2 separate regions of the Homo sapiens genome follow, and region 2 is linked to region 1. A link is a loop called in an ENCODE intact Hi-C map of the cell type or tissue named here. Cell type or tissue: heart left ventricle. All regions are shown on one strand. Each heading gives the region's core, and the rest is flanking DNA. Links, peaks and the distances in the headings are about the cores only. Region 1 overlaps LOC105370220 (a long non-coding RNA gene). Region 2 has its middle 590 kb from the start of LINC00374.

What was found. Peaks named below come from ENCODE experiments on the same cell type or tissue, not always from the same donor. Only the 100,000 strongest peaks of a DNase experiment are listed, where the experiment ranks them.
Region 2: a loop joins it to region 1, with 9 times the contacts of the local background. A loop is called at or near these places in 1 of 110 quality-filtered maps.

Annotation. Positions count from the first base shown.
Region 1 is chr13:58,744,611-58,749,014 of GRCh38, forward strand. All of the region lies in intron 5 of LOC105370220 (a long non-coding RNA gene), which reads left to right. Among named protein-coding and RNA genes, the nearest start is that of LINC00374, 510 kb to the left of the region's middle. In heart left ventricle, for the core only: no CTCF peak of the experiment used is centred there; no DNase peak of the experiment used is centred there.
Region 2 is chr13:58,821,614-58,826,017 of GRCh38, forward strand. No RefSeq gene overlaps it. Among named protein-coding and RNA genes, the nearest start is that of LINC00374, 590 kb to the left of the region's middle. In heart left ventricle, for the core only: no CTCF peak of the experiment used is centred there; a DNase peak (open chromatin) is centred at 2,388.

The DNA.
Region 1 (4,404 bases), core at 91-4,090:
TTGTTGCCATTGTTGTTAGTTTAAGAAACATCCTGTAATATATAGCTCCTTTTTTTTCTTTTTAAAATTCTAGATATCAATTACAGTGGCCTGACTGTCTCATGGGCAAACTCCTTCCTTGTTTTGGGATGTATTTCATCTGAGCCAGAATTGCTAAACTTGTTCAGAGCTATTACAATCTTTTCACCCGCTTTAAACTTAAATTTCTCTCAACAACATTCATTCTATCCTTTCTAGTTCATAGATCACTCACAATGACAAGCAAAGACAAGTAAAATAGAGTTGAGTGTCTTTGCCTTCTCTTTGTCACTTATCAACATTCAATCATTATACCTATCCCTCTCTTCTTTTCTTGATTACATTTTTAAAGCCCCTACATTTTATTACTTTTTTCTCAAAATATCTTGCAAAACTTTCTGCCTTGAAATTTTCACCCTCTTAGTACTTTTTTCTGTGGGCTTGTCCTGTCTCATATTCTACATATTCTATGTTGGCTATTTACCCCTCTTTACCATTTTCCTACATGACCTTTTATCATTGGAAAATTGTAAATTCTGGTATCTGATTTCCATAAGCACACAAAATGTCATATTTTAAAGTTAAATTGTGAATGCAGAGTTACATTTAGAAAAGATTGTCTGATTCTCTAATATAGCCCAGAGTAGCACTGACCCTTCAGGAGGCTCAGTTTTTAGCAGTGAGGGTGGGGGAAAGTAGGGAAGAGAATAGAGGTGAGGAGGGTGTGAAACAGAAGTTTATGGGGTTTTTTTGTTTTGTTTTTCAATTTTTGGCTTTTTGTTGTTTTTGTTGTCGTTGTTTTTTTTTTGAGACAGAGTCTCGCTCTGTCACCCAGGCTGGGGTACAATGGCGCGGTCTCAGCTCACTGCAACCTCTGCCTCCTGGGTTCAAGTGATTTTTCTGCCTCAGCCTCCCTAGTAGCTGGGACTACAGGCGCCTGCCACCACGCCGGGCTAATTTTTGTATTTTTAGTAGAGGCGGGGTTTCACTATGTTGGCCAGACTTGTCTCGAACTGCTGACCTCATGTTCTGCCTGCCTGGACCTCCCAAAGTGCTGGGGTTACAGGCATGAAGAAGCTTTAAGGAATATGCATTTAATAAAAGCTATAAGGGAGAAATATGAAAAAAATTTTCAAGCTATGAGATTTACATATATATGTGTATATATATATATATACATATAAATTCTATATATCCGTCTAGTGAATATCTTGATACATCGATCTTTATTAACCAAGAGGAATTATCTTCCCTTTTAAATTGTCCCAGTTACTAGAGTCATTTTTAAATAAAAATATTTTCATTTTCTTGCAATATTAGCTGCTAGTAAATAAAATATCTTTCGATTACTTTCCTATTACTACCAAATAGCTTCTTTTTTCATGAAAGTAAACATAGGGATAAAAAGTTTTATCCTTCATGTTGTAGGTTTTGCCTTAGATATTCCATTGTAATGTGTTCTAAAATCATTAGTGAAGATATTTTAGTAGACATTGGAAACTTATTTTCATTTCACCCCATAAATATATAACTATAAGTAAATATTTTATGCATGTTATATTTTAACTATGAATATAAATCAATGGATTATAAATAAAATATCTAAGCATATGATGAGACCATATACATAGTTTTGCTTGTATATTTTATGTTTCTTCTCAGTTTACCATCAGTCATGACTGCTGAATACATATTAAGCTAAAGTTTCCTAAGTTTGCTCACAGGGTGTTTTATTTTTTAAAAGAAAATTTAATATTTAGCAGTCAGTTAAAATATTGATATTTTCTAAAATTGAACCACATTTTGGTTAAAACACTTATTTTTCAATAAAATACAAATGAATATTTTTGTTAATTCTGAAAGTTGTGTAACCCAAGTTTTTGATTAGAACACTTAAGCATGTTAAAATACACATTGTATTGTCATGGCTATTGGTTTCCCGCATAGGGAAGAACTCAGTGGCATTTGCCTAGGGTGCATTGCATTGGCCTACCTATCATTAAATTCTAGTTTAGAGCTGCAAACTGAAGTGCTGCCTGGTTTGGTAAAATTGAAACTGCTTGTTTGAGCCATTTCAATGATTAGCCTACAAGAAATCTATCAGTCCTGAAATAAAAATGTACTCAGGCAGTACACTTATTGGAATGCTAGACTCTAGGTTCCTTCAGCAATCATAACTTTCAGGTGGAAAGTTAATCTCTAGAAGTATTTTGTTCTGTTTTTGTTAGTTTTTAAAACAATTGTTGGAAAGCCATATCCTCTTTCCTGCCTTAAAGATGTTTCCTGGCTACAAGTATAATCCTTTGCAATGGTATTTTTGAGGGCATGCAAGGAAATATGGAAACTTTATGGACCATTGTCCAGTCTGAATTGGCCATTCACTGTAGGAATATTACAGATTTGATTTCCATTTGAGTGAAAGATTGGATTATAGGAGCTCTAAGATCTAAGAGTCCTTATAACTGTGATGTTCTTTAACAGGTGTAAAAAATAAGTGGTCAGTGTATGTGTGGAAATTCAAAGATATATAAGAAGCTAAGAGTAGAGATTATTCAATTTAATAATGATCATCATTATGCACCCCATACCAGTTTAGTTGTTGAGGGTGGCTTTGTCAGGAGCCCAGTTCCCTTCTCAATCAGATTATAGCAGGGGTGAGAAAGAAAGCAGAATTTCTAAAGCCTGTGTTCCCAATAAGCCATACTGCCTCAGCTTTCTTGTTGGAGAGTCAAGAATCCTAGTGAGTGAAACTGTTTTATTATTTTTTCATTCCAAACTCTTTTACTAGAAACCAAACTTCAGGAAAATATGATTAAACTCAATGACTGTGAAGATATCTAACCTAATATGATTCTAAAAATTCTTTCGTATTCCCAAGTTTAAGTCTATGCACCCTGTGGTGGAAAGAATTAAGCTCATTATGTTGTTTATTCCAGGTAACTATAAAAAATGGAAACTTCTAAATTTCACACCCAACAATTAGCTACTTTTCTATTCTTTACTACTGTGAGTATAATTGGATTTGAATGAATAGGATAAATATAAGAGCAATCTCTTTATGTGGTGGCAGAGCAGTCAATAACCTGAATCTAACATAAGCATTATAAATATACACTTTGTTAAAAATAATAAAATTATCAAAGCAAATATAAATAAACCCACATTAAGATCAACATTTCCTAACTTAATCTCTATATCATTGTTTAATATATACTTTTTTATAATTGCAACATTATTTAATGCTCATTGAAACATTTTCTGTGCCTTTTCTTTTTGGTACTTTTTAAAAAACTTAGTTCATTACTTACATAATAAGCATTCAACACAAGACTATTGGTTGAGGATATTAACAAATATAATAAGTGAAATAGCTGGTACAACTGTAAAATTAAATGTGAACTATATTTTAAATATTTTCAAGCTATTTAAGTAAATCAAAGTTTAAAAATTCAACAAATTATATCTCCGAGTACTGTGAGACGGTTGTTCTTAACCTCCCTACTGTTTAAAGGAAAAGAGGCCCCTTTTCCTGCACGAGGCTAATCCTTCTACTCATACTTGAGATTCCATATCCTCTCACCTGTGTCTAAATTATTTCCACCTCTAATATTTTCTTTTTATAATGTTTAAAATTGCCTAAGATGCACCATTTTAACTGTAGTATCAAAAACAAAAGCATTTCCCTTCCCTCATCCTTCTCGCCACAATCTATTTTGTCTAATTATTAAACTTTTCATCTAATTCTTCCTTCATAACACCATTGGAACTGATTTATTAAAAGGCACACCTGTCACAGTGTTGCCAAAAGCAAAGAATACATTTCCATCCTAATCTGACCTAATCTCTCTGTGGTCCTCGAAACTGAAGACCACTCTCATTTATTATGCTATTTTCTTTCACCTGGGTCTTTTGGCTGCCATGATATATTTTTCCTGGGATTTGCCTTTCTTTTTCAGAGTCCTTCTTTGATTATACAGAGTTAGGTTTGTTGGGTTTTGTTTTGTCTAAGATTTATCTATAAGCTTTTCTTCTTTCCTCCGTTTTTCTTTTCTAACCTGGTCTACTTTAATTTTACACTCCTTTCACTCATGACTTCAATGATCTAGAAACCAATGATTTCTAAATCTGCAACTCCAAGCAAACCTCCCACTAGACCCTAGAAATTGTATTTTTGTTCTCTTAATAGATACCTCTATATATGGATGTTACATGGCTTATGCTCCAAAATGAACTTATAGCCCTATAACATCTATTATTTTCCCTTCTCTCATTCTTTTGCTAATGACAAGTGCTCACCTAAATTTATATTCCTCTCCTCATTCTTAATCACTTAAAATATGTTTCAGCCTCCCTTGTGCTTAGGTGTAGCCATAGATTTTCAGCTGA
Region 2 (4,404 bases), core at 295-4,294, 77 kb after region 1:
CAAACATTTTATCACCCGATTTACTAATGGACTATTGGTTACTTTCTTCAGTACAGTTTTCTTCTTTTAACTTTAAATTTGCATTAAAAGAATAAAAAACATGTTGATTACAGTACAGCAAATTAAGTTCTACAACAGTCTAACTAGAATCGCAAATTGTTCCATTCTTTCCTTAGAATATTCCCAACACATCAGTGAAAAATGTACAAGACAAATGAAGCATTCAAAAATCTTACTTAATTCTATTCCTCATTTTAGAAGAAGGTACTAGTTGAACACAAAGTGAAATGCTAAATTTTTTAAAAATGTAAAATAAAAAATATAAAATGAAGGGGTATCAAATTAAAATGTTTTAAAACAGCAATAATTTAAAACTATCTGAGCAAATAATCTAATCCACAACATACTTAAAGTCTGCGCACACTTTAAACTTTAATCCAATTCTCATTCTTCTCAGGATAACTTTTCATCTAGGGATGAAAGCTAGAGATTTGTAAACTTCTTTATGTTTAAATTCCTATAGTAAAATGCATAAAATTATTATGAAAACCAACAATATTGAAATATATTTAACAAGATGTTTTAAAAATAGATTTATAAATGGATATATATGGTTTATTAACATTAAATAAGATCTAGAGTATGAACTAACTACCGTAATTTTCAAGTACTGAGCATTACAGTAAGTCTACAACTTAAAATTATATGAATACTCTTAAGATTCCTATTGGTGACAAGATTATAGTTGTTGGTAATACTATTATAAAGTTAATAAAATTGGGATATAATTTTTCCCATTTGGACTTTTGAGGTTCTATTTATTCTATCCCTGGACCAATATGGAATAAAAATGGAAGGCTAACCAGCTCTTATCAGTGCAAAACTTCATGAATCTTTTGAGATTTACCCAGAATTGCTAAATATCTCTGATCCTCAGTCACCCTCCTTCTCTCACTCATTTATGGAGCACTTGCTATTTCCCTTTCCGTAATAGTTTAGGTTAGCTGTTTTCCCCATTTCTCATTTTAAATTACGACATTTATTTGCCTATCAAATTGGCAATACTAAAACAAATTTAAAATACTGTTGGGAAGTGTACTATTGTGTCCAGAATTGGTGCGGACCTTGCAGTGAGTGTTACAGTTCTTAAAGATGGTATCTGGAGTTTGTTCCTTGTGATGTTCGGACGTGTTCGGAGTTTCTTCCTTCTGGTGGGTTCGTGGTCTCGCTGGGTTTGAGTGAAGCTGCAGAGCTTCACTGTAAGTGTTACAGCTTTTAAGGTGAGGCGTCTGGAGTTGTTTGTCCCTTCTGGTGGGTTCCTGGTCTCGCTAGCCTCAGGAGTGAAGCTGCAGACCTTTGCACTGACTGTTACAGTTCATAAAGTGGCACGTCCAGAGTTGTTTGTCCCTCCTGGTGGGTTTGTGGTCTCGCTGGCTTTAGAAGTGAGGCTGCCAACCTTCACGGTGTTATACCTCATAAAGGCAGTGCGGACCCAAAGAATGAGCAGCAGTAAAATTTATTGCAAAGAGCAGAAGAACAAGGTGGAAGGGCACCTGAGCAGGTTGCTGCTGCTGGCTCAAGTGCCCTGGTTTTATTCCCTTATCTGGCCCCACCCACATCCTGCTGATTGGTCCATTTTACAGAGAGCTGATTGTTCCATTTTGCAGAGAACTGATTGTTCCATTTTGCAGAGAACTGATTGGTCCGTTTTACAGAGAGCTGATTGGTCTGTTTTGACAGAGTGCTGATTGGTGTGTTTACAATCCTTTAGCTAGACACAGAGTGCTGCTGGGTGCATTTGCAATCCTTCAGCTAGACACAAAAGTTCTCCAAGTCCTCACCAGATTAACTAGACACAGAGTGCTGATTGATGTATTTACAAACCTTTAGCTAGACACAGAGTGCTGATTGGTGCATTTACAAACCCTTAGCTAGACACAGGGTGTTGATTAGTGCGTTTACAATCCTTTAGCTAGGCAGAAAAGTTCTCCAAGTCCCCACCTTTCCCAGAAGCCCAGCCTGCTTCACCTCTAACTGGTACCTGGAGCGGGACTTTGCAGTTCCTAGCCCAGGCACTCCGGCATCCCAGAGGGAGCTGGTCCCAGACAACCAAGAGGAAAAGGAGGGAAGTGAGAAACAGACCCACCATTGTGGCCAACGACCCCGCAAAGAGGGAACGGCGGTCCACGCACAGGACCCAGTCTCTGATAAAGCCCAGCAGGTGCCAAGTGCTGGGCCCACCGAGCCCACGCCCACCCGTAACCCCCGCACACCCAGAACCCGCGCCTGCCCCGCGAGCGCCACGCACAGCCCCTGCTCCCTCCCGCGCCTTTGCCTCCGCACCTCCCTGCGAGCAGAGGGACCCGGCTCCGGCCTCGGCCAGCCCCAGAGAGGGGCCCCCACAGCACAGCGGCAGGCTGAAGGGCTCCTTGAGCGCGGCCAGAGCAGACGCCTAGGCCGAGGAGGCGCCTAGAGCGAGCCAGGGCTGCTAGCACCTTGTCACCTCTCACTATGAAATAAGTAATAAAAGCCCTTAGACATTCCTAGTAAGAACATAATTGGTACAGTATTTCAGAAAAGCAAATGTACAGAAAGAATCTATAGTTCAGACTTTCACTTCCTGATAGGAACAGAAGACATGACCACTAATTTTGTTTTGGAGAAAACAAAAAGAGAATTTTTTAAAAGTGAAAATGCCTCAAGGATAAGAAGAGTGGTAAAGAAGAAAAAAAGAACAATATTTTGGAAAATACAAATCAGATGAAAGATTTAGGAAAACAGAGAAACCTCAGTCACAAAGTCCTCAATAATTGGTGAATCCAAATTCCTAGAAAAGAAGGATATTTCAAATAAGGAGCCCTGCTTGAAAAATTGTCTTAAGAAGCTGTTAGATCCATTCTGTTTTTGAGACCCCATCTTAACTCTAAATAGTGTAACAATTGTCTCTCATCACTCAACCACTCACTCTAGAAAAGACTGGACTTTATTTTCTAAAAAGGACAAAATGGAGGATTCTGGACTGCATATACCAGGCAGGGTTAATGGAGAAGAAAATATATACTTACTGAATGAGGAAACCTCCAGTATGTTTCTCCTAACTGACCCGCCTCCCATAGGATTAGGCTAAATAAAAATCACATTTTTATTTATAGCATAAAAGATACAAAGACATCAAATCACACTCAGAGTAGTCTTCAAGCAGCAACTACCAACCACATGCTGCAGAAAACTCTACATGAAAGACAGAGGCCAAAATAAAAAACAGCAGACAATTAGAGGGAACAGACATTTTCATGGCCAAGGAGAAAATCATACGTGTGTATGTATGTGTGTCCGTGTGTGTGTGTGTGTGTGTATAAAATGAAATGTATATATATACACATGTGAATATATATAATTATAGTAATAGAATTATATATATGTTTGTGGGGGTATATATATATATGCATGTATATATATAATTCTAGAGATAGTAGCAGTTACTAACATCTTGGAACAAGAATGAAATACTATTTTTTACAAGAAGAACAGAAATAGATCTCTTGAAAATTAAAAATATAATAACTGAAATGAAAAATTTAATAAAAGAGTTGGAAAACAGAGTTGAGGAAATATCCCAGAAAATACAGTAAAGCACAAACAAATAAAATATTGGAGAGCAAAGGTAAGAAAATGTAGAGTACTAGCCAAAAAGTTTAATATTCACTGAGAATTCTAGGAAGAGAGAATAAAGTAAAAGGTGAGAACACCAATTAAATAAAACAAGAACATTTTTCAGAACTAATGCGTGTAAGATTACAAAGGGCTCATAGTACTTAGCACAGTAGAGAAAAGCATGCCCCCACCAAGGCACACGATTTTGAAATTTCAGGAAGCTGGAGGGACTCTGAAATTTTACAGGCTTTCAGAGGTAAAAATAGGTGGCATACAAACATAATGATATACACTTAATCAGGAACTTGCTGATATTATGCTTTACGTGCATTAGGAAAGAGAGCCAGGAGGGACAAGAGCATGATGTGTTAGAGACTAGGGGAGAAATAAATGCTACTTTGTCATTTTCCATAATGGGAACTTAATGCCTCAAATAGAAAAAATTAAGAAGTAGAAAGGCAAACACATTAACTTAGAATATGGTGGTTAAAACTTGGCGACAATGAATTAGCTGAGATAATTGACAATATTTGTCTTGAGGGAGAAAGAGAGGAGAGGAACAGGAAACTACAATTTCTAAAACTATGTGATTCTGTGTGTGAATGTGTAACTTTTGTTTTTGAAAAAGAATAAAGAATAAAATATGTTCAGATTATTGATTTACTAATAAAAGTCAGAATTATACCTATAATAATCTAATTCTGTATACCAAATCAGTGTTTATAATGCAAGTACCACAACAAGGAAATA